2 separate regions of the Homo sapiens genome follow, and region 2 is linked to region 1. A link is a loop called in an ENCODE intact Hi-C map of the cell type or tissue named here. Cell type or tissue: PC-3. All regions are shown on one strand. Links, peaks and the distances in the headings refer to the core of each region. The heading gives the core; the rest is flanking DNA. Region 1 has its middle 78 kb from the start of RUNX2-AS1. Region 2 overlaps RUNX2 (RUNX family transcription factor 2).

Evidence for each region. A loop is a pair of places that touch in the nucleus more often than their neighbours do. Peaks named below come from ENCODE experiments on the same cell type or tissue, not always from the same donor. Only the 100,000 strongest peaks of a DNase experiment are listed, where the experiment ranks them.
Region 2: a loop joins it to region 1, with 2.3 times the contacts of the local background. A loop is called at or near these places in 4 of 110 quality-filtered maps.

Annotation. Positions count from the first base shown.
Region 1 is chr6:45,647,120-45,663,043 of GRCh38, forward strand. No RefSeq gene overlaps it. Among named protein-coding and RNA genes, the nearest start is that of RUNX2-AS1, 78 kb to the left of the region's middle. RefSeq lists an enhancer at 8,577-9,776. In PC-3, for the core only: no CTCF peak of the experiment used is centred there; a DNase peak (open chromatin) is centred at 8,932; H3K4me3 peaks cover 669 bases; H3K27ac peaks cover 6,300 bases.
Region 2 is chr6:45,439,257-45,455,180 of GRCh38, forward strand. The region is part of intron 5 of RUNX2 (RUNX family transcription factor 2); the gene reads left to right. Among named protein-coding and RNA genes, the nearest start is that of SUPT3H, 69 kb to the left of the region's middle. RefSeq lists an enhancer at 6,692-7,193. In PC-3, for the core only: no CTCF peak of the experiment used is centred there; a DNase peak (open chromatin) is centred at 6,725; H3K4me3 peaks cover 906 bases; H3K27ac peaks cover 2,995 bases.

The sequences.
Region 1 (15,924 bases), core at 4,219-12,218:
GGGGGCTCACTGTTGCTAACTCTTCTTGAGTGGGAGGATCCTGCAGCTGGGTCTCTCTGCCTGGTATGTTTCAAAGTTGGTCCCTGGAATTTCTAAGCAAGCTCATAATTAGACAAGCGTGCACAGTGGGAAAGGAAGAAGCAAAGAGTTTCAAAGTCTGCCTCAAGGCTGAAAGTAAGAAAGGAAAAAAAAATGTTTAAATGCATCTTGAGGCTGAGATACTGGGTTACAAAGAATTCATCACCTGGGGCCTATCTTATGCTCACAATCTCCATGGCCTCAGGACGGGCATGGGGCCTGAGAGTGCTGCTTGTGAGGGCCAGTGTGTATCCCTGATCTGGGATGTGTTTCTGTGTGCCCAGGGGAGGATGTGACACATGCAGGCATGCCCAGCCGCCAGGCAGCACCTGCTTAGGGACACAGCTGCAGCCAGGACAAGGGGCATTCTTGGCTGCTGCCTCATGGCCACCGTAGCAGCTGCCTGGGTGTTTTCCCGCATTTTGGGTGTGATGCTGATGTTGGGAAGTCCTAGTGGGGAAGAGCCACCCAGGGCCTCCTGTGCTCCTTGGTCAGCCAGGCTCTGTTCTGTCACCATCACCAAGCCTCGACACACATCAGGCTTGGCTTCAGGGAGCCTCACTCAGTAACCTGTTTTGGCAATTGGTCCAAGAGGCAGAGCAAATTTTAGAGCCAGGGCTCAAAGTCAAATTTATTTCAATCTATGAAAGTGTATATGAGGATAAAAAGAAGAGATGTAGGTGGGGAGCAAAGGCAAGGGAGAGGAAGGGAGGAGAGACGAGGAAGTACTCACGTGGACAAGGGCCCACCCCAACTGAAGCAACTTCCTTTCTCATCATACAGATTAGAGGGGAACAAGTTTTGGCTGCATTAGAAAGAGAAAAAAAAGGAAAAGTAGAAGAAGAATTTTTTTTAAAAGGTAAAGAAAGCAGGCCAAGAAATTACTTAAAGGCTTTCTGAAGGCCTCATAGCTCATACTACTTGTTCCAAGTTATATAAGACACAGGGGAAGAGTTACAGGAAACATATGACAACTAAGCAGAATTCCACTCTATAATAACATTTTTTTCTCATATAACTTCTTTAATCCAAGGATCTTAAAACACTTCACAAATTTGCAACAATTAAACCTCATGGCATAGCTGTGGGAAAGAGTGTTGTTTTGCTCATTTTATGTGTAAGTGAGCTACAGCCCAGAGCGTTTGAAAGAAAATGTTTCCAGAGCCCGCCAATGAAAGTGGCCTGGGTCTGGGTCTCACAGAAAGCCTGGGCTCCACTGCGTACATCCAGGGAACTTCTGCTTCAGGGGAAGCTCTGCTTCCAGGAAGCCTCTCCCAGCGGCCTGCACCTCAACAGGCAGACAGCAGATGGTAGAAAACGGTCAGCTGGGAGAAGGAAAGGCTCTGCTGGCTTACAACAAATAAATAAGCAAATGAACAAATAAAGAAATAATAAAAATATATAATAAAATATAATGTATAATAAACATTTTTAAATAAAAATATAAAAGTTATAGTTCACTAAAATTTTATTCTTCTTTGCCTCATTTTGTTCTCCTTTTGCTGTTATATGTATGTGAAAAAGCAGCCATTCAGAATTTTTTTTCCCATAATGAGAAGGAAACTGGGAGCTGTCTTTTTCCGGGGTGGTGAGACCATGGGCCTGTGTGCTTGCATGTGAGAGGACAGGGGAAGTGAGGAAAGGGGAGAAAAGCCTGTGGAGAAGAGGACAGTTGCCTTCTTCATCTCAGTTGAAAGAGCCCTGGAAAATATTGATCTCACTTTTCCCTCAGAATGGTAGAAAGTATGAGAACTCTGTTGTGGCCTCAGGAACCAGGTCTGGCAGGTGGTACAACGTGCCAGGCTGGCAGCTGCGATGGGGAGAGTGGATAGTTTGACCCCAGCACAGCCAGGGACAGCAGAGCAGCCCACCTGCCCTACCACCTCCATCTGTTACTTGGACAGTTGATACCAGCACACAGGAAAGGCTGAGAGGAGAAACAGGGCCTCTCTCCTCAGCAAGCTTTTCCTTCAAGTTGAGATTTTCCTTCCCAAGTTATGCTTTCCACAACTAAGGATGCCTTGACCCTTCCTGAGGGTCTTGGGCTAGAAGGAGATAAAGGGCCTAAGGGGTCGGAGGTGCTGTGTCCTATTTTCCTCAATGCCTGAAACTCACTTGATGTCTTTGCCCCTCAGTTTCTGCATTTGAAAGACAGGAATAAAGATATTCACCTCTAAATTCTCAAGGATATTAGAAAGTCTTTTCTTTTTCTTTCTTTCTTTCTTTCTCTTTCTTTTCTTTCTTCTTTCTTTCTTTTTCTTTCTTCTTTCTCTTCCTTCCTTCCTTCTTTCTTTCATCTTTCTTTCCCTCCCACCCTCTCTCTTCTTTCTTTCTTTCCTTCTCTTTCTCTCTTTCTTTTCCTCTTTCTTTCCTTCCTTCCTTTCTTCCTTTGAGACAGAGTGTTGCTCTGTTGCCCAGGCTGCAGTGCAATGCCATGATCTCGGCTCACTGCAACCTCTGCCTCCCGGGTTCAAGCAATTCTCCTGCCTCAGCCTCCCAAGTAGCTGAGATTACATCTGCCTGCCACCACACCCGGTGAATTTTTTTTGTATTTTTAGTAGAGTCGGGGTTTCACCATATTGGTCAGGCTCGTCTCGAACTCCTGACCTCAGGTAATCAGCCCACCTTGGCCTCCCAAAGTGCTGGGATTGCAGGTGTGAGTCTATGCTACATTCATAAAAGACGTTCATCTTCTTCGGCCCAAAGAGCTGAAGCTAGTGAACCTCAACGATGGTGATACCAACAATTCCTTGCTACAATCTAACAGTTTGCAAAGTGCTTCCCAGAATCTGCTCCCATTAACCCGGGTTGAGGCAAAGCTTCACAGATATTTAACAGTCTCATGGTAGCACTCCATTTGTTTTAACTCAAAGATCTATCGAAGGATGTCATTGATTTTTATTGAGCTTCTCCCCCAAACTCTTAGGGGTAATTCTAAACTATCACTAGCAGAAACTGATCATGGCTGGACTCCACTGGCCAGGATAGCCAGTTCTGGTAGTCAGAACTCGCACATGAAATTGTAATGAATCTACTTCGTTTGAGTATTTCAGATGGGTTGTCAACATCAATAAAATTGCATAGATAGTTCTACCTACCTGGCAGCCCAGTTCACCTGGGCCTCTCAGAGGGTGTGTTAGGGTCTCGGATCTTGTCATTGTGAATCTGGGCAATGCTTCTCCTTTCTTCTCCATTCCTCTCCTCATCACCCCCTCCTCCGGTTTTCTAAATGCCCAAAATATAAAGAGCAATGGAACCATACAAGAGAGCTTAATTTTGAAAGGAGGTGAGCTGCATAAACAGGGATCTTTGTGTAGTTCTGGAGAATATTAATAGTCTGATCAAGTTTGTTGTAAATATATTTCCCTTATCTCCTCTAACTTGGGGACTGTACAGAGGGAGAGTCAGGGAGAGGGAGGGGGCCTTCTGGATTTTTGCCCAGGGTTACTCAGCAGGGACATGGTTTTCCTAAAGTTCCAGAAGGGAGGGGAGGCCACTGCAAGCTCCACCATGTGTCCCAGTATATCATGTTGACTCATGACTAGATCTTGAGAAAAACTCACAGAAGTCAGGAAATTCCTGGCAAATGCTCTCATCTCACCCTCTGCTAACCTTGCAGGGAGAGCATAGGTAGGGTCAGATCGGAGGATGTTTTTAAAAGGAAAAATCAAAGCATGTCTGTAGCTTCTGCATGCCTGTAGTGGGACAAAGAGTCCTAACAGGCCTGGCTGAAGATGCAGAAGCAGCTTCAAGCCCCAGTGACCAGGGACAGCCAGCACTGGTATGTTTCTTCGTTCTAGATTTTTATTTCTGCAAAAGATTTTCCCCCTCTCCTTGGCGTTGTTTCCCCATGGGGAGTAGCATCTTTCTTTTTGAGCAAAGCCAAATGACCAAGGCACCACCCCCACCCCCTTCAATGGACAGGGCCAAATTTAGAGTTGGGGTTGCTCATTTAAGCTTTGTATGTAATTGAGCCTGGCACAAAGGGTTATCATTAGAAGGAATGGCATGAAATGAAGGAATGGAAAAGCTCAGACCCAAATTAGAAAAGATGTCCTGAGGGAGAGACACAGTGGCAAGGCTGGGAGCTCTGGTCTCAGAGGAATTCTTAGGAGAAAGGACTGGGCATTAAAAGTGCCTGGATGGGACAACTAGGGAACTGAATATGGCCCTGCCATCTCTTGGGATTATTTGCTTCTAAGTGCAAGGGCATGGTGGTAAGAGGTGGCAACAGACACCAGAGGCATCAATTGTTAAGAGCCAGCGTCTGCTCCCAGGGCACCATGGAATGCTGAAATAGGATTATCCTCTTACCAGATGTTTACCAAGTGTGTCCAGGGCTGGGCAGTGTTACTTTATTCCCCAAGCAAATGGAAGGTGCTAGAGGACTCAGCCAGTTCCGCTGACTTACTGAACATCCTTGTCGGAAACCTTGCTGCCTATTGCTTTGGGGAATGGAGCCATCACCTCCCTCCTCTCCAGATGGGGTGTCCTACTGCTTGGTTGCTCAGTGTGGGTTGGGGACTTGGCAAGGGAACACCATGGAACAAACCAAGGAGGCTTTTTCTCTGAGGTGCCTGTCCCGGCTGACACATCTGTCACCCTTGGCTCCCCCCGGAAGTCCTGGAGCTTGATGGTGTGAAGAGGGCCCAAGTGAACTCCATACGGCTGGGCGCAGCTTGCCCGTTCACCCTGCAGGATCAGTCCTCCTGCCTGCCTATCCTAGCTGTCCCCCCGTCCTCCTGGTTGACTCACGTGGGAGCTGGCAGCAGGGGGCTGCAGTCGTTCCCTCCGCTCCTCGCCAGACTGTCTCTGCTCCCCACATTAATGGTGGTGTCCTAGCTCCATGTGACCCCGGCTTCTAATATTCTTGGGTTAGTTCAGACTATACAGCTGGCCCAACTCTAGGCTTCCTAGCCTTGTTAAAGCCAAAATGCTGTCTTTTACTACCCTGCTCTTTCCATCAAGTTCTTCAAGCAACCCGAGTTTTAGAAGCTAGATGACTCTTTTGGTGAGCTCTTCCTCTGGGGGTAGGGAGCCTGGGTTTCAGTAGGGCCTGGACTGGGCTACATCATTGTTATTTTTTTTTAATGGTAGTTTTAGAAAAGAAGGTTCAAAGGTGAGTGACCCTCCAGGAGGAAGGATTAAGTGGGTTGACTTGGGAGCCATTCAACCCAGGAGGCATTGCTAAGGAACATAATCTATTTTGCATTTCGTTTCATGAGCCAAAGTCAGTTATGGCATAGGAATAGCTTTCTCATGCTGTCTCTCCCTTTCTCCATTCTACAAAAATATTCATGCCAAATAATATGCAAGTTGTATAAACATCCCTTCAAAAAGCACATAAAGATATTATATATAGTCACATATGTCTCCTTCCAAATGGGTGTGTTCCTAGAGATGCATAGAGATATCTTTCACACCCTATATGTAAAAAACAGCCAATTTAAGAATTGGCAGAACAGCCTTGCCTAAGTGAGTAGAAAACTTTGGCTCAGGGCTCTCCAAACAATCCCATAAAACCCATGCTTGCTTTTATTGAATGGTGATGCATGAAAGACCAAGGGTGGCCAACTTGAATGAGGGCAGGAGCCAGCGTTCACAGGATTGTCATAAAGGGTGGCAGGAAAGTTTCTTTTTGCTGAAATTCAATCTATTCCTAGAAAAAAAAAATTGCTTCCAATACTGGCTGGCTGGATGTCACTCTTATGTTCACTTCTGCTGCAACATCATTTGAGCTCATCAATGTTCAAGATGTTACTTTTACATTTGGTCTTCTCGCCTCCAGCCTCATCCCATCCATTTCAGCCTCCACTCCACTGGCTGCCAAAGTAATCTTTTTAAAAGGCAAATCAAATCTATTACTTTCCTACTTAAAACCCTTTGGTGGCTCCCCGTTGCCTGCTAAAGTTCAAATTCCTTAGCTTGGTAGACAAACTCCCTCAACCTTCTGTCCTCCGTTACCCTTTAAGCCATTCCATGAAGTCCCCCAGCCCCATGGACGCTCCACTCCAGCCATTTCAGACGGCCTTTGAGGCCACAGTCTTCCAAGCCTCATGCATTTGCACATGCAATTTCCTCCACTGGCATATTCCCTGGGGATATGAGTGGAACAGTGATAGCATCTGTGGTCAGAGCAAGGGGGACAGGAAGATGATGTGGTAGAGTGGAGGGTGGCACTTTTAACTAGGGTGGCCAGAAAAGCACACTTGAGAAGGTGACTTTGAGTGAAGGCTGACGGAGATGAGGGAGACAGCCTGCAGATATCTGAGGGAAGAGCATTTCAGGCAGCAGGAACAGCAAGTGTAAAGGCACTGAGGTGGGAATGTGCTTGGTGCCTTCAAGGAATAGTTGGAGTAGGGTGAGCAATAAAGGGATGAGGTGTCTGGAAGTTGGGTGAGGACCATGGAGCTCTTGACCCAAACACTTGCCAGTGTTGCCAGTGGGAATGAGTGACCTGAGCCAGAAGGTTGGCTGTGAAATGCTTGGAGGTTGCAACACTTTGCTTATAATGCAGATGAGTGTAAGAGTGGTTCTGAAAGTGTCAGGCTCTAGACTTTACTTTCTCCCAACCTGCATCCACACAGTCTCAACAAAGCCATTTTACTAGAATTTGACACCCTGATGACTAAAAAACCAGACATCTTTGAGGAGGCATTAATGTTTAGTTAGAGTCCAGGACTGGGTAAGTAATCCTCATCCTCAGGAGCCTCCGGGGTGCTTAACCCATACCTGATCTATCATGTTCTCCATAGCAATTTATTTTATCAGCTCTTCCCATTCCCATTTTATAAACATTTATGGTAATGCCATATATAGATCTTTCAAGTGCTTGGACAAAATTGTGAATTAAGGTGTCAAACTTCTCCTCCACCTTTTTATTGTGGTAAAGTATACACAACATGAAATTTACTATTTTAACCATTTTTAAGTACATAGTTCTGTGGCATTAAGTACATTCACACAGTTGGGCAACCATCACCAGAACTTCATCCTTCCCAACAGAAGCTCTGTATCCTTTAAGCACTAACTCCCCCTCATTTTGCTTTCTGTCTCTATCAATTTGACCACTCCAGGAACTTCATACAAAAGAAATCATACAATGTTTTGTGTACTGGCCTTTGTGACTGGCTTATTTCACTTGGCAGAGGTCTCCAAGTTTATCCATCTTGTAGCATATATCAAAATTTCCTTCCTTTTTAAAGCTGAACAATATTCCATTGTATGTTTGTGCCACATTTTGTTTATTCTTTCATTCATGGATAGGCACTTGGGTTGCTTCCACCTTTTGACTCTCGTGAATAATATTGTTATGAACATGGGTGTACAGGTATCTGCTCTCACTTCTTTCTCTTCCCTTCTTTAAAGGTAGTCTTTGAGCAGAAGCACCTCTTGGCTGCTTGAATCCATCTGGATGGCTGCCCTTCTCCCTTGTCTTGACTTGGCTTTATTATCAATTGATGATGAAGTCTGTTTCTGATGAGCTCAACCCTCAGCCACCAGAAAATTAGGCTCTGAATGATATATACAGAAATAAATGTGTGATGACTTTTCTAATGTCACTCCTTGGGAAATCACTAGCACTGCTAGAAACAGAGACTAGGGATTTCCCCAGGGCTGGGCCTTCTCATTCTCAGATGGTGGCCCCTTAGGGGTCAAAGCCACAGAAGATGGCCAGTATTCTGCCTGGGAGAGTCAGTGGGCACCTCCCAGCCAGGGCTCCTGGACATCTCTTCGGAGATCCTGGTCCATTGGCTGCAGCAGAGCCTGGATGAAGCCAAGGCCGTGGTTTCAGCTGCCCCTGGGCCAACCCTCCTGACTCAGTGGCTATAGACTGCATTGCTACTCTCAGGCAGCTGACCTAAACAGCACTTGGACTTGAACAAACAAAATGAAAATTGTAAAAGAAATTTATAATAGAAAAAAATCACATGTTTTCAAAATAGAGGATGCCCAAATATGAGAGAGAATGGAATGAACTGAACAAACATGGGTGTTGGAATCAGCCAGATATAGATCAAGACATGGGTCTTATCAGCCATGGGGTTTGTGCAAGCCATCCAAATTCTGTGAGCCTCAGCTTCCCCATTTACAAATGGATATAGGGTCATTAAATGAAAAAAAAATAAAAAACATGAAACTTGCTTTTATTGAGCAGACCTTATTGCATATTAGAATCACCTGGAGAACTTTTAAAACCTAGGATGTCTGGGTATGACTCCTAGAGATACTGATTTAATTGGTCAGGGGCACCGATAGTGTTTATAAAACTCCCCAGGTGATTTTAATGTGCAGTCAAGGTGGCATATAACTGGCCTAGAGTGTAGCAGACCCTCCTCAAATATTAGCTTTCCTCAGTCCTCCTCCCATGCCTGCAAAAACTCTAGAAAGCACATGCCCTCCCTCACATGGAATAGCCTTGGCATCAGCTGCCTTGGTTCATATCACAGCTCTGTGCCAGTGACCAGGGTTCCTAACATAGCCGAGCCTCAATTTCCTCAATGGTAAGATGGGATTGATGACAGAAACCACTTCTAGTTTTCTGTGAAGATTAGAAGAGATAACGCATGGCTTGGAGTTAGAGAGTACACAATAAATGTCAGCTCTTATTGTGAGCATGGTCAGTGTCAAGTCAAGAATCCCATCATTTCCACTGCAGCCAGCCCTTCTCACCCCCTCCCTCCCCAAACCCCAAAGCAGAGAAACCAACCCTCCTGTTCCCTGCAGAGGGCTGGTCAGTTCCAGCTCTCCTGCTGAGCCATGTTCCTAGGAGATGCCTGGTGAGAACTTGGGATCAGATTGAGTCAGAGGTATTTGTAGACTTGACTCACCAGGTCTTAAAACCAGAAGATTGCCCTGTGGGTCTCATGACATTCCTGGAAAATAAAAGAAGTGAATATTATTGGGCTGAGTTCATCAGACACTCAGCCCTCCCTTTTGTATGCCGGTGCTTCTGAAGAGAGCAGGCAGCAACTTAGCCAAGTCTGAACCATCAAAGGCAATGGCCTGGTTGCAGTGCAGGGAGATGTTGCTTCTCCTGAAGACAGGTCTGTTCCTCTTTCCATTCCTCTTCTCTTCCAGTCCCCCAAGGCTATCGACTTTCTCCTCCTTCCAGGTTCCTGGGAAAATGTTTCTGAGGGCTGCCTCTGGTGAGGTGTGTCAGAGCTGAGCTATTTTCGAGGGCTGGGTGTGGGCTGGGAAGGGGCCACCCATATTCCAAAGAATAAGAAAGGGAAAGTTCCCCTTCTGGAGCCAGGATTTCTGGAACCTTGCACTGAAGCCCCAGCCAGGTAGGGGACCCATTTCTCTGAGGCCTTCTTTCCCCACACTGCGTCACATCCCTAACAATAGTAAGTCCTGTTGTTTCCACATCCCAACTATCTCTAGAATCTACTTCTCTGTATCTCCAGAGCCACAACCCTAGCAAAAGCCACTGCCATTTTATAATTTCTCACCTGCAACTGCAACCTCCTGTTTCTACTGTTTCTATTCTCTCTACCCTTGTCTTCCCAACCTGCCACCGGCAGGCAGGTAAAATTTTCAAAATATAAAACTGATCATGACACATACACGCATATGCACATTTAAGCTTAATACTCTTTCAAAGCTTCACATTGCTCTTGGGATAAAGGCAAAACCTCTAACAAGTCTGACAAGGTCATGTAGATCAAGATTTGGTTTGGCTATGAGTGACAGAAAACCCAAGTTAATAGGGGTTTGAATAGATAAGGTTTTCTTTTCTATGTGAAGAGTCTGCATTTCAACCAGTGAGGATTGGCACAGCAACTCCTTAAAGTGATGGGGGACTCAGACTACTTGAGTTATCTGCTCTGTCATCCTTAGTATGCAGTTTTCACTTCACAATCCAAGAGGGCTGCTTGAGCTCCAGCCATTGCAACCAAATCTCAGCTCACAGGAAGGAGGAATTGCACACAGCACTTCTACTTGCATCCTTCTGTGCAGAATTTAGTCACATGGCTACAGGTAGCTGAAAGAGAGGCTGGAAAATGTAATAATATTTTTTTCCAAGTGGCCATAGCCCACCAAAAATGGAGGAAGAAGGGGAGAATAGATATTGAGTGATAACTGGCAGTGTAAATCATATAGTACTCCTCTCCTGAGCATCATTATACCTCATGCCTTCTTCCCTTGGCTCTCTCCACTCCAGACACACTGGCTTTCTCCAGATGTTCCACACATTTGCAATACTCCCTCCTGCCATAGGCCCTTGCTCATGCTTCAGTGTTCTCTCCTCCCTCCTACTTAATTACTAATCCTTCAGAACTCCACTCAAGCAGAGTTCCCTCAAAGAACCTTCCAGAGGTCAGATCCTCATATTTAGAAGGGATTTTTTATCCTCCTCTTGTATGTTTAGCTTATAACATGTAGATTCTGTCACTGTTGCAATCACACATTTGTTTTGTATGACTATTTTCTGCACATCATCTGTCCCATGATGAGGACAGAATTTAGGCTTGGTTTTGTGCACTATGGAGCATCCTGCCTGGCACACAGTAGGTGCTCAATAAGTATTTCTTGAATGAATCAATGAATAAATTTAGATATTACCTAAAATGTATTAAAGGGGGACCAAGAATTAGGCAAAGGGTTTTCCTGGGGCAAGTCATAGGGAGTGGCTGAGAGGGGTTGGGAGATGCATTCTAAATAGTCCATCCAAATCTAGTAGGCTTTAGGTGTGGCAGAGAAAGTGTTGACCTGGAACTCAGAAGACCTGTTTTCTGATCTCAGCTCAGCCATCAACAGCTGGGCCACTGCCTAGAGACAGAAATGGTCAGATGTTGGGTATATTTTGAAGGTAGAGTTGACAACAATTGCTGACAGATTGGATGTGGGAATTGAGGGAAAGAGAAGGGTCAAGGATTAGTCCTGGGTGTTTGGCTGAACACACAGAAGGCCATTTATGGAGAAGGGGAAGACAGTGAAAGGAATAGCTTTTAAGGAGAGGGTCTGAAACTCTTATTTGCAAATGAGCCACATGTTCCCATAGCCAGATGCACACTTCAACTCTTCCACAGAGGAAGCCTAAGCCCCAGGCTGGGGGGTGTCAGTGGTGGAGAATACTAAATGGATGTAAAAAAAGTTAACTGAACCCCACCCCATCCCCCCAGAAAATGCCCAAACAACTGGACTTTCAAGGTGCATAGTTACCAGCCAAGTTATTCAGCTTAACTCAGCAACAAGATTGAAGAGAAAGTGGTCAGAAGACCTTGATACTAGGCTTGGTAGGAAGCAGTCACTTTGGGCTCAAAAGTCAGTGATGAGGGAAGGCATATCCATGCATAGTCACTGCAGAAATCTTTGAAAATTAAGAAAATTACAATCCCAGTACATGCCTCACATGCCTAACATCACCATGTATTTTCTCCCAATCTTTATTGTACACATTTTCCTGTAAGCAGTGGCACTCATCTGAATAATGTGATTTGGCAATTTCCCTTTCTCACTAAACATTATCATACATGTTTCTAAGTTGCTTTCTAAACAGGCTGTACTGATCTACTCAACTAGAATCAGTATATTAGAATGCTTCTCTCCTGGCAATCTTGTTCACAATGAGCGTTAGCAAAAGAATACTTTGACAATTTTATAAGTGAGAAATAGTAATTCATTATTATTTTAATTTGCAGGTTTAAAAAAATTTCTAGAGAGCCTGAACACTTCTCAAATGCTTGTTAGTTACATTTTTTTTTCAAGTGACCTTTGCAAAGATATTTCTAGACGTGGAAGGAACCAGAATAACCAATATTTAGTTAAATCCCACTTCCTTCACCTCAAGAAGCAGCATCTCTCCCTTCAAAAACCAACCATATGTATGAGGGGGATGGGGGTGGCAAAGCAGAGAGAAAGAAGTGCTGTGGTAGAAAGTTTGCACTCAACTGCTGCGTGGCAATGGCTCACCGCCAGCCTCTAGTCCACCTTCTTGTGAATGAGGGTGAAAGCTTTATAAGCAAATCAGTGCTAACTATAGCTGGTGGATGTCTGCTGTGCAGCTCTTTTGGATTTCCGCCCTAATCTGATCTGCCATCTGGGTTTTGATATGCACAGAGAGGCAGTCTGTTTTGGTGAGATCTACACCCCGTGTGCTCTCCCACTGACTCTGTGGGAGGACAGAGAGTCCACAGCCCGATCTGCTCCTTCAGGTAGGGACTCTGCCTGGTTTGGCTGTGTCTTAGAATATAGTGTAGCACCTGGCACACAGTAGGTTCTTATACATATTTGTTCTGTGACTGAGTGATCAGGATCCTGAAGGGATAACTAGGAGAGAGGAGACGCTGTTCTCTCTGTTCTCACTTCTATTCTCAGCTGTGTCACTAAACAGTAAGTCACTTTCTCTCACTGGCCTCTACTTCCTCGTTTTAAGCAATTAATCCAAAACGGCAGCAAAGATTTCTTCTAACTCTGAAATTGTGTGAAAACTTTTAACCCATCTTTGCTTTAGTTTCTTCATCTATGAAATAGGCAGGATGAAAATGTCAATCTCCTATGAGGGTACCCGATAAAATACAGGATGCACAGTTAAATTTGAATATCAGATAAACAAGAAACACATTTTTTCAAAGTATAAATATGTACCCAATATTGCATAGGTTCGATAAATAACTGGAGTGCTGGATGACCAAACAACATGCAGCTGGATCTGTTTATTGCATTTAGAGTTGTGTTTCTAGACTATGATGATTACATGGTGTTCAATCAACAAGTATTTATTAAGAATCTACTATACTCCAGGCACTGTTGAGGCCCTGGTGATACAGCAGAGAATGAAATAAGCAATGTCCCTGTTTTCACTGGGCTTAAATTCTAGCTAACAAAAGGTTCACAAAATGTCATGTAGTCTTCATGCTCAGAAGGCTAGCAAAGCAGGCTAAGGGCCAGAGACCATGTGGAGGGCTGAGAAAGGGAGTTAAGGAGGCTGAGGAACCCAACTCTGTGCACCTGAAAGCCCCCAACCTCCACACAGACCTGTGTTTGTACAGCAAGACTGTGATATTATTTTGTAGCAATCCCCAAAGCTGCATAAAAATGTCATTGATTCAAAAAGCTCGTGCACCAAATTTGGGATAAAATGAGCAGTAGCTTGGATGGAAGAGACCTATAAATCATTTAGCCAATTTTAGCTGAGCTAGGGCTGCAACCAACTTTCCTGACAGCCAGGAGAAAGTTCTGGGAGGTGATGTGGCTTGTGAAAAAGTGATTCTGATTTTCAGTTCTGTTTACCAGTGTGGTTGGGTTAAGTCTTGACAACTTTTGTACATGTTTTAAAGTTTTAGCTGAAACAACAGTGAAGCATTTTTCTTTGAGACATTTTTACCCTCACTGAGCCAGTGCTCTTTGGTTCAAGGTTTTGCTGGGGCCTATTAAGTGAATGGCTGTAGAGGTCTTCTTTTCTTCTCTTCTCTTCTCTTCTCTTCTCTTCTCTTCTCTTCTCTTCTCTTCTCTTCTGTTCTCTTCTCTTCTCTTCTCTTTTCTCTTTTCAGATGGAATCTCGCCGTGTTACCCAGGTTGGAGTGCAGTGGCGCGATCTCAGCTCACTGCAACCTCCGCCTCCCGGGTTCAAGAGATTCTCCTGCCTCAGCCTCCGAGTAGCTGGCATCACAGGTGCTTGCCACCATACCCAGCTAATTTTTGTATTTTTAGTAGAGACAGGGTTTCACCATGTTGGCCAGGCTGGTCTCGAACTCCTGACCTCATAATCCGCCTGCCTCGGCCTCCCAAAGTGCTGGGATTACAGACGTGAGCCACCGCGCCCAGCCGAGGTCACCTTTCTTATACCTCTGGTAGCCCAGAGAAATCTCAGCATCATTGCTATCACCACCTTTATGATGGCATTAGGTCTCTAGGTTGCTTCTACCCTAGAATATTCTGTGTGCTTGCCTCTATTTCATTTTACACATTAGACTTCTATTTGGTTTAATATAGAGATTTTATTGTCTGCTACGAGAATTGGATATGTGAAGCTCATTAACATTTCTCAAGTAAAACTAGAGAAAACAGTTTGTGGAGTTTCTTTTTTATCATTTTCAATTCATAGTGGTTGGGTTCTTAGAACTAGCCATGATTCTTGGTTTATAAAAGAAAATAATCACAGACACCTGGGGATATATAGCTTTGGTGGGGGAGAGGCAGTTCTGTGAAAGTCAACAGCAGAAAGTACCCATGAGCTTTTTGTTTGTGAGACAGGGTCTCACCCTATTGCCCAGGCTGGAGCATAGTCATGTGATCATGGCTCACTGCAGCCTCAACCTCCTAGGCTCAAGTAATGCTCCCACCTCACTTCCTGAGTGGCTGGGACTATGGGCACATGCCACCAAGTTTTTTGTAGAGATGGGGTTTCACCATGTTGCCCAGGCTGGGCTCAAACTCCTGGACTCAAGCAATCTATCTGTCTTGGCTTCCCAAAGTGCTGGGCTTGCAGGCCTGCACCACCATGCCTGGCCCCATGAACTTTTTCCATCAGAGAAGCTCTTAGGCACATTGCTGGCTTCTCCTCAAATGCTGTCACCCAAGGAATAATTGCCTTTCTGATCCCCTCAGACACAATTCCCACACAAACTGGACATCTGAACATCTGGGGCCTGTGAGCTCTGTGAGAACGTTGTTGGACACTGGAGTCGGGAGGGATGAGGGACCAACCTCTCCCCAGATGACTAGGGCTTCTCTGAATCTGAGCCAGACACCAGATGAAGGAACAGCTCACCCATGACGAGGGTGAGAGCACACATGTTCACAGGCAGCGGGGGATATGTTTACTCACTGACTCTTTCATCAGGTCATCCTCCCCAAGATAATAAGCTGAGGTACTCGAGCAAGTTCTGCCTTTGAAAAGCTTGGAATCCCCAAAGGGCGGGGCACCAGGGTGGGCACTCAAACGGACAATGCAGAAAGCCAAGCGCAGACGGTTCTAGCTGGAACCGGGAGAGAAGCCTCCAAACCTGGCTCCAGTAAAACTCAGAAATGTTTCCAGGGTGAGCATGGACCATCTCCCCAAAGGCGGTGACCAGGGTGGCTGAGATAGCTCAGTTAAGGTAGCTCGCATTCATGTGGCTCCTTTGATCTGAGGTTGGTAAACCTTGTTACCATATCCAGTCACAAAGAGCTGCCACCTGCTTTCTACCTGGAAGCTCAAGGGATTAGGGGAGAACTAACAAAAGTCGGTCTGTAAAGTGCTTCCAGATTTTTAAGTGCGTCCACTGTGAACTTAGATCAATGCTTCAAGCTGCAGACTTTTGAAGGCAGAATGATCTGTTCTGAAGGGTCCCAGAGGCTATTGGCCCCAACCTTCTTATATAAATGGGAGGATGTAACCAAGTCTCCAAGGAGGGATGGGGCTTGCCCGAGGTCCCATGGCATTTTCTGGCAGAGCAAGAATCAGCACTAAGGTCTCCTGGCTCCCGGCCCTGAACTCTTTCTCCTCCACCCTGAGAGCCTCGCTCTGCTGGGGAGGTGGAGGGTCATCTGTTTAACACAGTTCTGTTTTTGGCAATCTTGGGGAAGGCCCTTCTTGTCATAGTCTTCAGGGCTGTCCTTGGCAAGATTGCCTCCAAATAAGCTGCAGCATGGTCCCCTGCCTGGACGTCCATCTCTGTCTTCACACCCGTGCCACCTTTCGAGACCAAGTGGAGAGCTAGGTCAGGATGCCTTCTTGGACTTGCTGATCTTCTCTGCCCCTGAGTACCTAGGCTCTGTACCACACCCTCTTCACTTTGTTCTCCAGTCATTAACTGCTCATATAACCCTCTTTTCCTTACTGAACTGCAAGCTCTGATGGGTAGGAAATACATTTCCACCTTCTCATTCGTTTAAGCACCTAGCATGGAGCTGGGC
Region 2 (15,924 bases), core at 2,507-10,506, 210 kb before region 1:
CAGGTTCATAATGTTGAGTCAGTGCTGGCCCTGTCTGTTCAGTTTGGGAATGTCCTGTTAGGTGATTGCTGTACACATGTGTGTAAGCACCAAGTCTCTAGTCCTAAGGGCTAGTGGTTATGGAGTGCAGGTGAATAGAACAGAGCTTTGCCTGGTTTGGGGCTTTGCCTGCCTTTTCTGGATAGCCATAAGTTGGGGATGATGCCTTATGATGGAAGATGTCTTCTAACTTTTGGTCAGACTAGCCCCGGAATTCCTGAAAAGGCAGGACGTCCATTTTAGTAATGCACATAGCAGGATAGTTGGTTTTTAAAATGTAGCACCGCTAATACTTATCTCTTAAAGATATTTCCTGCTGATCTCAGCTGCTTTTCTCAGTTCTTGGAAAAACCATTTGCGTGTGTTTGTGTGCGTGTGTGTGTGTGTGTATGTGTGTGTGTATGTTTGTGTGTGTATATGTGTACATACACACAAGAGTTGATGCTCAAAAGTTGATGGCTGGGAGAGGAAAGAGGGAAGGATAGGTGCTCCCTGTTCTGAACGATATGACAATAAGTGAGAAGGCAGGGTAGCTTTGGAAAAGTCACTTCTGTTTCAAGTGTGCATAGCAGTACCTTATTTCAGAGAGGTTTTTGTCCAAATTAGTCAATAGACTAATTTATAAAGGCAGAGAATTGCCTTGTAAAGGCAGAGAAGTGCTCTGAAAGCAGTGAGAGTTAGGAGTAGAGGGGCCAGGTGGTATACGTGGGACCTGAGTTCAAGCTTTGTGTGGTGCCCAGGGTGGGCGGTGGAAGCAGATACAGATCTGCAAGTGGTAGGCCACCTGCCCTAGATAAGCCTGAGTAACATTTCTTATTAACTGAAAATATCGGTGAAAATGCGGGGTCATTTTCCTGACATCATAGGGTGACTTGACGAAGTCAGTGTCTGGAGAGAAGCATGGGTCTGCTTTGAGCGACAGCTGAATCCTATAACCTGGATTCTGTGCTGGATTATTTTTTTCCTCCCTGTTCTTGGCCATCCTGGGCATTGAATATTTGTAGCATAGCCCTCTTCTCAATATGGTTCTTTAATTTTGACACTCCCAGGTGTGGGAAATGCACAATATTTCCAATTTTCTTAAACAGTGAGTATAATAGGAGTTTGATTAGTTGGTGCATATAATGTTAAATGGGAGATCCTCTAGAACACAGACTGGCACACGTTTTCTACGGAGTGCCAGATAGCAAATCCTTTAGACTCTGTGGGCCGTATGGTGGTCTCTGTCACAACCACTCAACTCTGCCATTGTAGCTCAAAAGCAGCATAAGCAAATACATACATTCATGGTCATGGCTATACAGGTTGAGTATCCCTTATCCAAAATGCTTGGGACCAGAAGTGTTTCGGATTTCAATTTTTTTTTTTAATTTTTGGAATATTTGCGTATATAATGAGATACCTTGGTGATGAGACCCAAATCTAAACATGAAATTCATGTATGTTTCATATACACCTTATGCACACAGTTTGAAGATAATTTTATACAATATGTAAATAATTTCGTGGAAGAAACAAAGTTTGTGTTATGTACTTATGTGTGGAATTTTCTACTTGTGGCATCATATTGGTGCTCAAAACTTTCAGATTTTGGAGCATTTCGGATTTTCAGATTAAGGATACTCGATCTGTATTCCACTAAAATTTTACTTATAAAAATAATTGGTGGGCCAAGTTGTAGTTTGTCAACCCTTGCTTATTCAAAGTGGCTTATTTTATTGATCCTTAACAGAGAAGGGCTTTAGTAAAAGGCTTTCCTGGGGCAGTGTTGGGGCAGGGGGAGTGGAACAATTTATATGCAATTGTTTAGCCTCCTCTCCCCCAAATTATAATTCCTTAATTAGTGGTTATTAGTCATAAAAGTAGTATACTTCTGTTTATCACTTATAGTGGCTTGAAGTTGAGGATTTTGTACTATCGGTTCCTGTTGTTGGAATTTCACTCCTTCCTCTAAAGATCTGAATATATATTGAAAAGCCTGCTTCTGGTAGCTCAGCTGTTTGAACAAGGACAAATTCTGGGTTAACTGGTTGGGTCTTTATGTCGGACTGCTTGGATCGAAATCCCAACTCCATCATTTATTAACTGTATGGAGGCAGGCAAGTTACCTAACTTCTCTTTGCCTTGGTTTTCTCATCTTTTATGTGAGAATGATAATACCTTCCTCATCAGTTGCTGCAAGAATGTTAAATATTGTAATGTATGTAAAATGGGTAGCACAGTGACTGTCATGTAGTAAGTGTTCATTAAGTGTCAGCTATTATTACATCAATTTTCTTTAGTGTCAGACGTTGGCTGTAGAGTTTTGCTTATGGTATGCCTCTAGGAAACAGATAACATCTATAGATTCTGTTCTCTAGTATATTACTTTTTTCCCCCTGCAGATGACTTTACTAATTTTTGCTCATTAGTAAATGACACTAATAAGTATTATAAATTATGCCTGAGCAGATATTCATGCTCCTCAGGGAAAGCTGTGCAGAACTGATGATAAATTTAATTTGTTTGCAGCAAAGTCCAAGAGCAGATGCTATGGCACTAGTACCCCACTGTGAGGCCTTGCCTATCAACACATCTGCCAAGACTTGCTTTTCACTCAAAAATCCAAAAGGTTTCATCCTTCTATGTTTTCTGTCTCTGGCAGCTGAACCAGTGCTGTCACATCACAAACAACTTCTTTTCTTAATATACACATCTGGCGTTGGCAGTTGGACTAACTTCATAAGAGCACATGATCATCACTCATTACAAGATTAAAAAGTACCCTATGGCATCATTGATGTTTTTTAACTTTGATCTTTTGCAGTTGTGATTCATCTCGGTTATAAAACTTCCCTTTAAAGGAACATAGCCGATGACTTATTAGAACCTTCATCTTAAGTAGCGTAAACATGAAAATGGTACACATCTTTACAAAATGCCATTTATTTTCTTTGCCAGCTTATCATTTTAAGACATGACATCATACTTAAGATCCCAAATTTGTAAGTCTTGTGTTTAGGCAAGGCATTTTGACCTTCTGTTGGCAAGCTAGCTCTGAAGAACAACTGTCAGCCGGAGAAGTGGTGTAGCAGCAGCAGCAATAGTAATGCATTTAGATACCTAGCTCTTTGAAACATCGGTTTCTATTAGGATCCCTTGTTCCATCTGTGGACTTGGTTCCACCTCCAGTCTGATTTAAATAATTTCTACAGGAATGTGAAAACTTGGTTAGCAACATCATATTCTATAGAAGTGGTTCAGAGTTAGGGAAGAGGACTGATGGGAGAAGGTATTATTTGTTGTGCAGAGGATGGAAAAAGTAAATAAGCTTACATAGGATACTTTAAATTCTCTTGCTGTATTTTTTAGTTGTCTATTACTAAATAATAAACTACCCTCGAATATAACATCCAGTTTATTATTTCTTATGATTCTGTGGGTTGATTGGGGTTCATCTGGATGGTTTTTCTATTTGTCAGGCTTGGGGTCTATCATGTAGCTGCAATCAGATAGTGGCTGGTGCTGGAACATCCCACATGCTTCATTTATGTGTCTGATGCCTTGGTGGGATGGCTGCATGGTTGGGCTCAGCTGGAATGATGCAACAGCAGGCCCCACTGCATCTCTTTCCATATAATCCTGGATCCTCTTCCTCTCCACGTGGCCTCTCCATGTGGTCTTTCCCGCTGAGTCTGACTTCTCACATGGCGGCAGCTCAGGGCTCCCTAAGGTACAAAAGTGAGAGTTCTCAGGCCTTGCTTTTTTTTTTTTTTTTTTTTTTTTTTTTGAGATGAGGTCTTGCCCTGTCATCCAGGCTGGAGTACAGTGCCATGATCATAGCTAACTCCAACCTCAAACTCCTGGGCTCAAGTGATCCATCCTCTCACCTCAGCCTCCTGAGTAGCTGGGACTACAAGTAAGTGCCACTATACCTGGCTAATGTTTACATTTTTTGTAGAGATGGGGTCTCACTATGTTTCCTAGGCTGGTCTTGAACTCCTGGCCTCAAGTGATCCTCCTGCTTTGGCCTCCTGAGCAGCTGGAATTATAGGTGTGAGCCACTGCACCCAAGGATGTTGGGCCTTCTTAAGGATTAGGCTCAGAACTGGCATGGAATTGCTTCCTCTAGATTTGATTGGTTGAAGCAAGACACAGGTGCAGCCTGGATTTAAGGGAAAAAAACCACCAATGGTGTGAATGTTGGGGGATGTGGTTCATGACACCAATGTCATCAACTTACATAAGTGCTTAGCTGGCAGTTGTCATTGTCACAACAGGAAAAATAATTCTTTTCAAGGTGCCATCTTCTGAAAGGACTCTTGGCTTTTTCAATCTAGGGGACATTCAAAGAAAATACTCCAAATTTACTAGTCTAATCGTAGTGTCATTCTGAATTGAACAGATTTGGTAAATATCAGATGAATTAGTGGTGGGTATTCCCTTGTGGTGCTTGGTATTAGCAGATCACTACTCAAGTGAGAAGAACATTAGATGTTTGAACAAAAAGAAGTATGAGCCTTGCCCAGCAACATGACAAGTCTGTAGCAGAAATATCTTATGAATCCTCAGATGGTTAAGATTAGAGGTTTTTTTTCAATTTTTAAAATTTTTTTTCGAGATGGAGTGGCATGATCTTGATCTAGGCTCACTGCAACCTCCATCTTCCAGATTCAAGCAATTACCCTGCCTCAGCCTCCCAAATAGCTAGGATTACAGGTGTGTACCACCATGCCTGGCTAATTTTTATATTTTTAGTAGAGACGGGATTTTGCCATGTTGGCCGACTGATATCGACCTCCTGACCTCAGGTGATCTGCCCGCCTCGGCCTCCCAAAGTGCTGGGATTACAGGCGTGAGCCACTGCGCCTGGCCAAGATTAGAGGTTTTATACTTTGTATCATCCAACTTTGAAATTCTTGCTTGCTGGCACCTTGGCAAACCTACTGCCTGACACATGTGAGTGGGTTTCTAAAAATTTTTGTGTGTCGGGTCTCAGGTAGGTAAACCATATTTACTCTCAAGGAGAGACCAAAGCTGTGAATTGTGTACTTCCTGCCAGGGCACTGGCATTCACCACTGATCAGCCAGCCACCTGTCTCAACCTGGTGGGAAAAAGGAGAAGCTCTGCCTTTTTCCCTCCGGTGATCTAGCTCCTTTCTTGCAAGCTCAGAGTACATGGCTGCAACATTTCTCTGCTTGTCTTTGTGTGTAGCTTCAGTAAGGGTCTGGGGCTTAGGTTAGTGAGAGGTTATCTGGAAGTATAGGGTACTGTTGGTATTTCTAGGCTTGCCTTAGTATCCTGCTTCACTCAGCTTGTTAGGCTTAGGTCCTGCAGCTAAACTATTTTCTTTTCCTGTTTGCTTATTCTCAGTTGTGCCCAATTCATCAACAAATCTGTAATTGTTCAGAGAAGTTTTATTTCTCTGTATTTTTGAGGCATGTCCAATTGCAGAAGTTTTACCTTAACAAACTTGAGTGAACAGACTTAACGAAACAGGTGGTGTAGGCAAGACATCATCTCATTTTTCTCTTACGCTGTTCCACCTAGTTCTGGGACTGCTTTCCAGCCTGGTGAAGGGTGGAGAGAATGGAGGGGTTGACATTTTTCTCTTCCTCATTCCAGCTGATGTCAGCGGCAGCTCGCTTTTATCCTCCATTACTTTTCATCTTAGTTGGGTGAAGGAATAGACTTTTTATGCCAAAGGCTAGCCCATGACTTTTGCTTATTTACCAAAAGAGGATGCTTATTTTATTTTATTTTATTTCAGATGGAGTCTTGCTCTGTCTCCCAGGCTGGAGTGCAGTGGCGGGATCTCGGCTCACTGCAACCTCCACCTCCTGGGTTCAAGCGATTCTCCTGCCTCAGCCTCCTGAGTAGCTGGGATTACAAGTGTGTGCCACCACACCTGGCTAATTTTTTGTATTTTTAGTGGAGACGGGATTTCACCATGTTGGCCAGGCTGGTCTCAAACTCCTGACCTGGTGATTCACCCGCCTCAGCTTCCCAAAATGTTGGGATTATAGGTGTGAGCCACCGCGCCCGGCCCAGGAAGATGCTTATTTAGAGATTGGTCACATGTGAAATAAGGTGAGGGTACATGTAAAATATGTTGGATAGAGGGACAGCAGATGTATTTTTTAAGATTATTTGATTCTTCTGGACACAGTTCTTGCATTCACATTCTTGCAGTCTGTGAGGATGATTTGAAAAAACCTTGATAGCCTTTGTGCCATGCCCCAGATGCTGCAGGCCTGGGTTTTAGTCCTTAGCACAAAGCATTAGTAGAGAAGCCCTTAACTTCCTGACTTTCAGACTTCCCCTGGGTTCTTCACTGTCTCCGAAGTGCCCAAGGAATAGAATTTATGGGTAAATGCCATGTTTTGATATTTACAAGTTGGCAAATACAAGCAGCAATTTGATTGTCATAGATATTAATCACTTGGCTACCAGTATATAAAACATCGTTGAAAATCTTTAACTTAAGAGAATAATAACAGTAAGAAAACCCCACTGTTCTCTGTTTCCCTTTCTTCAAGAAGGATGAGGGGGGCGGGGGGATGGGTCAGAAGCGCTGGTGGAGGTTATGTCTGGTGGTTGGTGGAATGTGCTCTTGAGAAGACCAGTTTTAAATATCTTTCAGTCCTTTTTTTTTGTTGACTGGCTGTCAGGAGCTGGGAAGATAGCCAAGAAGGAAATGACACATCGAGAGGCATTTTGTGTTGTGCAACATTCTGTGGAACTGATGCAAGGATATATGGCCTGTTTACACATTCCTTCGCTCGCAGACTGCATGGCAGTAATTTAATTCAGCAGCACATGGCATGCTGCAGCAAGGAGCTATGGCATTAACATCCTTTCATGGCAAATTATCACAGCCGTTAAAACATGCTCGTGTCCCTCCTTTGCACTCTTCCCTGGCTTCCCAGCTCTGAATATGCGTTTTCATTGTATTGGACTTGTGTTAACAAGGTGCTGTAGCTTTCACAGCAAGAGCACAGTTTCCACATGCATATGTTCCAGTTGATATATTTACTTCTAACTAAATATAGCATGGCAAGTTTTCAAGTGATATGTGTTCTAAAAACACATACATGCTTGATCCAAATGTGTCAGTAGTTTGTATCTTAGTGTAAGTCAGAGATCATTCATTCTGAAAATAGTGTTAGGGACTTGACAGGGACTTGAGAGAAAGAGGTTCCCCTCCCCCCCTTTTTTTGTCTCTCTTTTTTTTTTTTTTAAATAATAATGACCTTTCGTTCTCAAGAAAGATAATTCCTGATAGATCACTGAAATATTCTGTTCACCTCTATTTTGTTTGTGCCATGGCAATTTCTTCAAGGAAGACTAGACCAGTGAATAGGACATACTTAAAAATAGCAGGGAAAAAAAAGATTTGTTGTATTGCTTTTCCCATTCATACCTGTCCATACCTAGCATTTTTATAGGATACATTTATGATGTCAACTAAAGAACATCTTTGGCCTTCACATAAAATCTCTAAAGTTTTTATTTAAGCAGGTATAAAAAATAATTAATTGCTCTTGTTTGTTCAAGTAATTTTGGAAATTAAGAAAAGGCATAAAAACCATTTAGGTCTAAAATATTAATTCAAGATCATATGTAACAGTTAAAATAAAAGACTGTGTTTGTAAGTAGCAAAGGAAGGGCTCCAGTTCTCATAATTTCTCTGCTACTGCACACTGGTGGTGAAAATCTATTTGTTGGAAGACCAAAACTCTTCATTAAAATTTAGGTTTAAGGCTTAAACCCAAGCACCCCTGGAAAAGGTAACTCAGACTTAAATTCTTATTAAGATAAAAACAAGTGACATAGAATCATTTTTTGGGAAGTAGGTTTTGGAAGATAGGGGAGGAGTGGTCAGTGAAATCCTGGGTACTAGAAAGTAAACAGTGAGTGGCAGTGTGCAGCAGGCAGGACCTTTGCCGGCCTTGAGGCCAGTGGTTGCCAACTTCAGGCATCACAGTTTTGCTGCAGGTCAACTGTAGCAATGAGCATTCCTGATGCTTTCCAGTTCTGATATACTCTTAAGAGTGCAAGATTTTGTTATTGAAAGGTGAGAGTTTTAGGGTTCTGTATTTCCATATCTCTCTCTTTTGCAAATGTTTTCCTTTCAGAGTATTCCTTTTCTGTTGTTCTAGATACATGCTAGCTTTCCTACTCTATTGGTTTGCAAGTTATCATTGAATGTGTTTCTTTTATTTTAGTATTATCTTTACCATTTTAATATGTATATTTGTCTTATTAAAATTAATCATGATCTCTGTCCATACAAGAACTTTAGCATTCTTTAAACTGCAGTCTCACCCCCTCTCTTCTAATGTCGTTATCTGATATTTTAGTAGATCCTTGTTTTATATTTCCTGGATTAGTCATTATCGGTGTTTAAAAAATGTTTATACTTGTATTTATCCATTATGTTTATTGATTCATTTGCTTATCATTCCTTCTTTCACCTTAGTTCTTCCTTTTAAGTTGAGTTTGCTTTTTTCTTGATGTAGATCCTTCAGTAATTCCTTCAATGAGAAACTGTTAGTGTGAAACTCTCAGAGAGTTTTTATTCCTGAAAATGTTAGCAGTTGTGTGTGTTAGCTGCTGCCAACATGCGGTGATGTGAGAGGCGTTCTGCTGAAAGCCTGTCTGCTTTGAGTGCCTGAGATCCACACTTCCAGTCATTCCTTTGTATTGAAACTTTCAGGTCATTATTATCAGGTTAGCTGGAGTAGTATTTAAGGAAATGGAACACAGGACAGATAATATTCATGAAAGATGGTGGAAGGGAAATGTTTCTAAGCTCCTGTCACTCTGGAGAACTCTGGAGAGGTCTAGGGTCAGTGAGTGGGGAGGAGGTCAGAGGGAATGTTCCTGCAGAGGAGAAAGCAAACGGGGAGGAAATTAAATCCCTTATTTTACACTTTTGCCATGGGCAGGCACTGAGTTGCTTTGGAACTTTTTATCCAAATTTATGTTAAAGAACTCCACCATTACACTTGCTCTGCAGAGGTCATGTGGCTGTTGCTCCCTGAGCAACCGGAGCAGGAATCCTTAGATATTGGTGTCCACACGTTTCTGTCATTTTGGTGAGAGTACAGGACTCAGAACCACAAGAGCTGTCTTTTGTAGGGTAAACGAATCAACGAATTAAGAAGAGGGAAGAAAATAATGTGTGGACTAGAGGAACATGGTTTAAAAGGGCCAGGAGACCACGATCTGGGGTGAGACTAGCTCTGGGCAAGGTGGATGGGGTGACTCCAGTGCTGGCTCGGTGTGTGTCTTCCTGGGGTTGTGCAGTAGTTGGCAGGTGGGGAAGACATCAGATGACACTGAAGCAAGCTGGTGCTTTCTGCCTTGCCGTGAACTCTCAGAATGCATATGCACCCTCCACAACATGCATTCTCATCTTCTCATTTACCTCCTTGGAGTTAAATTTTATGAGATACAATCTGGGTAAAAACGCTAGCATGTATTTTGGTTGCGGGGGATACTCAGGATGATTAATCTGGGCCTTATGCCTCCTTAGGATTGGCCCAGGAAATTATTAGTAGGCAAAGATGGGCCCTTCAAGGAGATGATGAAGGTACCAAATGCAGGTTGTTCTACAAGAAGTGAGGAGAAATATAGATGTGTAAAAAGAAGGGTGAGTGTGAAGTCTGGGTTACTAATTCTAGAGCTTTGGTTTCTGTTTCACCCCCTCACTGTTTACTCCAGCCTACAAAAACAAGTGACAATGTGTTTTCTACCATGAAGGCTATTTCAGAGTAGCTTAACAGGGAATTAATCTGTAAGGGTAGTTTGTGTTTAAGAGGTGGATTCCCTTATGGCTAAGGGGATTGGAGGACTCAGGAATTCTTCTTTTGAGACCTCATTGCCATCTTTGTGACCTTAAGCAAACCACTAAACTTTTCTCTACTTCTATTTCTTCATCTTTCAAATGGAAATAGACATGAAGGCAACTTCACAAAGTAGCTGGGAGTAACTCCTAAGGAATGATCATAAAGTACTTGGCACACATGAAGGGCAGCTTAAATACCAATTAGTAATTATGTAGCGCCTTTCTGCCAAGGAGTTCCAAATGCTTAGACATTACCTCAGTGATTCTCTGTACATCTCTCTGAGGGAGGCGTTATGCATTTTACACATAGGTAAACTGAGGCATGGACACCTGAGAACTCATTTGTCCTATGTTACTCTGCAAGTCAGCAGATGATTTATAGAGACAGGCAAGGATTCCAGATATTTTCCTGTTTATCCTGTTGCCGTTTGTCAAGTCTGTGTAAGTGTTGGGCCCAGGGGATTCTTGGTTGATGTGATGAAGCAGTGTTACATAAGAAGCATGCTTAATGCTGCAGTAGCATCGCTGAATAGTACAGAAGTCAAAGTTATAAGGCCTGGCACAGAGTGGGCATGCAGTTCATGGACATAGGCATGTTTGTTGAATGAGTATTGAATTCATTTTAACAGCTGAAAACACTGAATTTTGTGAGATGAAAATAATACATTGTATAACTTAACCTCAATAGAATCTTACTTTGAATACCAGTGAAATGAATTTAGTACTTAAAAAAAATTAACTTTAAAAAATTGCACAAGTGAAAAAATTGCACACTAGAAAATAAAAACTAATAATAACAAAGAAGAAGACAGAGATCACTCATAATTGCATCTCCCAAGATTACCACTACTAACATCGTGATGTGTATCTCCCAGATATTCTGTGATAGATAATGCTGGTACTGTTATGAAAGATAACAGAAGTTGGGGAAATAACATCAGGAAAATGATGGAATGCTACAGAATGGCATGACCACATTGAAGCTCAAAGGAGAGCGAATAACTGGAAATGAGGATAATTGCTGTAAGGAAAAGGAGCATGACAATAGAACCGACAATTGTTTCCAGTTAATGGCTGCCTCTGTGATGTGAAGGGCCTGTGCTGCCTGAATGATGTGGGACTAGATGGATCTGAGAAAGATCCGTTCCTCCCCCAACCCTGTCCCACCACTGAAAATACCATCTCCCTTTAAAATAGCTGACAGAGCCTTTTTTTTGGTGACAATTAGAGATGTGTTTTAAAATGTAAATATTTCCGGCATGGGAACATTTATTCATTCAAAAAATTACTTTTGAGTGCTTACTGTTAGCCAGGTGCCAGGCAGGCGTGATCCTCCCTTTGAGGAGCCTACATTCTGTAGAGAAAAAAGGCAAGAAACAAGTAAACAAACATTTCTCTATAATCACATCTAATTGCAAATTGTGATAAGTGCTGTAAAGGGAACTGATGTCATAGTAAAGAGTAATGGAGTGGGAGGGAACAGGATGGAACCTATTGAAGAGTGGTCCAAGGAAGGCCTGTCTGGGGAGATGACATCGGAGCACAGACCTAAAGGGTGAGAAGAAGCCAGTTTGAGGAAGAGTTGGGGGAAGAGACATCAAGGCAAAAGGTACATTGTGTGCAAACCTTGAACACAGTCAGTATCAGAATCTAATATCTAATTTTGCAAGGTGAGAGGGCATTAGCAATGCCTACATGGTTGGGAAGAGGTTGCAAAAAAAGTAGACTGGACTCACACACCCAAAAGTGGCTGTTTATAATTGTACCCAAGGCTGGTGTGGTGTAATTAGAGGAGCACAAAAGGACTCTTCATGTTCATCCCTCCTGGCCCCAAACCACTCTCTTATCATTCTCACCAGGTGCCTGAGATTCTTCTTCGAGTTAAGGCTTCGAGGACAGGATGTTCATAGATGTTATCTACAAAGGATAACACATTCTAAGCCATTTTTGGTGAACAACTTGGTTTAAATAAGTGAATCAAATCAGATTAGCTAGATACTTATTTTATAGCAGAGGACCACAAGACCCAAATTGGTAGGGAAAGCAGGTTGAGAAAGACCTTGAAGAGCTCTGGTGAGAAAAATCGAGTGGGAGGAGGTGGAGGGGGAATGGCTTGTCTGTAGCTGGGGCTCCGTAAGAATTCTGGGTCCCGAATAACATGTTTTCTTAGATGAAGAGCAATAGGAGTGGGCTTGTACTAAAAATAACCCAAACAAAGCTGTAGGCTACCTATATAAGTAGATTCTCTTAGGACTATGTATCATGCAGTAAAGCCTTGGCTTATGTGGACAATGAGAAGCAATCCCGAAGGTGATCTGGGTTTCAAAACATAAGAGCAACATGGAAAACTTCAGAATGTTTAGCGAAGAGCATTGATGATGATTAAAGGCTTGTAAAATTGAACCTATGAGGATAAGTTGAAAGACTTGGGATCGTTTAGCTTCAAGAAGAGGAGACTGAAAAATGACTTAATAACAGACTCAAAATTATGAGAGTTATTAAGCTATGTATGGTGACCAGCTGTTTTGTTTCTGGCAAGGTCAGAGAAAGAATAGGTTTCAAATGAATTAGGTTAGATTTAAAGAAGAACTTCTTGACTATAAGAATTGTTAAATAGTACAGGTTGCTGAAGGATGAGGGCTTGAATGGAGGGCTTTTCAAATACCTTCCATTTTAGTGATTCTCTGTGTGTTTATAAAGTGCAACAAAGTGCCACCTTTCTGCTTTCAAAATCAAAGGCATGATTTCTGTTTTCCATTATAATTCTGAAGCTCAGACTCGCAGAGGTTTGTGGACATAAATAATGAGGGTAATTTGTCTTGACTCTGTGGCCATTAGAATCTTTAATTGAGAAAAATATGACCAAAAAGAGAAACAGATCTGCCATATGATCAAAAAATTGTTACTGATAATCAGAATAGGTGCATTATTAATTTTGGACTGAGGGGGATAATGTTTTATTGTTAGAAAAACCCACGTTCATTTGATTTGTATATTCCAGATAGAAAAGGTAGGGGGCTTTATGAAATTGATTCATTTTTGTCTGTTCCTCCCTATGGGGAGAAATTAAAAACATTTCCAGGTGACACCAAAGTTCGTATAACCTGGAGCTTGAGTGATGCAATCCAAAAATCAACCTCAAGGAATTTATTGTCACAGGGAAGGAAACAGAGAGGAAATAGGCAGGATTTATTTCTGAAAACAGAAACCTTCATGCATTTAAAGACTGGCAGAGAAGTGAAGTTGAGCAGAGCAAGTCTGAGAAAGGCTGGCTGAACACACCATTCCTTTCAGCTTTGGAGCTGGAGCTGCAGGAAAGAAAGAGCCCTGTTTTCAGGGTTAACTTTTCTTGGAGAAGCCAAGCATCAGAGTTTGTATTTTTAAGTTTATTTTTTAATTCATTCTTTTGCTTATTAAATACCTGTCTGAGCAACTTTTGTAATAATTAATTAGTACACCTGCACATGGTTTGCTTTAAGCACTCACTGATAGCTCATTGATGAAACGATGAGAAACAAAGCATGTACACACACACACAGACACACACATGCACACGAGCACAGTGTTTTAGATGAGTTCTTGTTTTGAACTAAGTGCATACAATTTTCTCTAAGGGAAAAAAATAATCAAGAGACCAAAGAAACAGACTTCGAAACAGGTGACACAACAAGGAAGAAGGCTGAGTGGGTGTGGTGCCAGGCTAGGGGAAAGGAAAAATACTCAGAAAGCCTATTTTTCTTTCCTCCCAAAATAACTTGGGCTCCATGGCTCATTAAGAACATTTAGACCCTTAGCCACTACACTTTACCCTTCCAAAGCACCATCACTGGTGGAGAACCACCCACAGTTGAAGATGGGTCAGAAGTCACAACTTGCTTTCTTCCACTGCCCTCCTTTCTTCATTGTCCATGACATTTTCTTAGTGGTCCTTGGCACTTCTGATGTCCTTCTTATGATTTTTACATTTGGGTCTCCCCCACCCCTCCCCCCAAGATGATTTATTTTCAAACCTCTTCTAAAGATTTGTAAAAGCTACAGCTGTCTCTTCATGGGAAAAGCCAACCTAAAGGGGATTAGTGGCCCTCCTTTTTTGCTGTGAGGCCACAGGATTGATAGTGGGAAGGAAAATCAGCTGGAGAGAGGTTTGGTTTCCTCCTGTTGTTTATCTTTATAAAAAAGAACGCTCTTCTCAAACACGTTGCTATAGGAAAGGTCTCTTCATTACCTATGTGGGGACAGTGGAGGGCCAGTTCCATATTTTCTGCAGTAACTGAGGCTGGCTCTGTTTTCCTGAGGAATAAGCTGTGAAACTGAGGATATACTAGGTTATCTGAAGCAACAGAACACCCACTGGTATACCCACAAAAAGTGTTTGATTATCTGTTCTCCCCTGAGGACTTTACTTAAGACTTATAAACCAGTCTCCCTTTCCTTAAGAGGTACTGTGATAGAGACAGAGTGAGAGCTTTCAGTGGTCAGGGCTTTCTAGAAGGCTGGACACATGGCCATGATAATGCCTAAAGCACAATCAAGAAGGATGGAGGCTTTTATGAAGGTCTTGAGATTCAAAGGGAACAAAAGTGGATGGTTTGGAGAGTGTGTCAGTGAAGGTCCTGTGCTTTGATCATGTCTCAGGAGATTCCCCACATTGACTCTCTTTGGGTATTTATGAAAGTCTACATTGTTGGCACAGATCTGATATAGCAAGGAAATTTGCTGGGGCCAGGGATCCAAGAGTTTTTGGATTGTATAATTAGGAAAGCACTGATGGTCCAAAACGCAGGATGAACATTCATTTTATTTTTTACAGAACATATTTTTGTCCCCTTTCTGTATATTATATATTGGTTCTATATTTTGTGAGACCTGGTGCAGCAGTTCCTTGGTAGAGCCAAATAGCCTGAATGAAGAGAAGGAGAGATGCCTCTTCCTTTGCTTTCATTCTAGATTGTGTTGGAGCTATGCTGAGGATGGTGAATAGAGAAACTGATTGTAGTTAATTTGTCACCTCGTAGCCCAGTGGTAGCATTTGAATGGAAGTAAGTTAATGGAAAAGGACTTTGCAAGACATACCAGCCCCAACCACTCATTCTTGCTGAGGGTCAACCCACTGTCAGATATAGGTGGAGAAGCCCTTCTGTGGTATGGAGGCACCATTTCTTTATTCTCTTGTTAGGAAAACTGAAATATAAATAAATAAAAATTTGCAACTGAATTGGAAAAAATCTGACACTGAAGGATGAAATGTAGCTTTCGTAGCATGAGATTTGTGGCACAAACTGACCAGAGGAAGGAAATCTGATGATCTAGATAGATGCCTTTGGTTATTACCACTTTTGCTAAATGCCTCTCTGCTAAGAACTCAACAGGATGAGTCATCTCTTAGCTGTAAACAAAAACTTTTATGGGGAAGGGAGAAATCCTTGTGTTTGAAGGAATAGGTGGCATTTCCGGCTAATTTATAAATGTCTCCTTTCATTCCTTTCTAAATTGGGACAAATTGCTCCAAAAAGTCTATCAGAAGATTATGTATGTATGTAGGTATTTATCTATGTATGTGTGTGTGTATGTACTTTTGTTACAGCAATGAGGTCCTCCAGCTGAACCATAGCTGAGTTCTATTCCTACTTCTATTCCTGGTGCTATTTGGTCAGTTCTTAGAATGGATTTTGATAGTTTTCACTTCAGGAAAACACAGTCTCAGGCCGGGCATGCTGGCTCATGCCTGTAATCCCAGTACTTTGGGAGGCTGAGGCAGGTGGATCACTTGAGGTCAGGAGTTCGAGACCAGCCTTGCCAACATAGTGAAACCCCGTCTCTACTAAAAATATAAAAATTTGCTGGGCATGGTGGCAGGCGACTGTAGTCCCAACTACTTAGGAGGTTGAGGCAGGAGAATCGCTTGAACCTGGGAGGTGGAGGCTGCAGTGAGCCGAGATCGTGCCATTGCACTCCAGCCTGGGCGACAGTGAGACTTTGGGAAGAAAAAAAAGAAAAGAAAACATAGTCTCACCGTTCTCCTCCACATAAATGTGGCCAGGCTGTTGGAAAG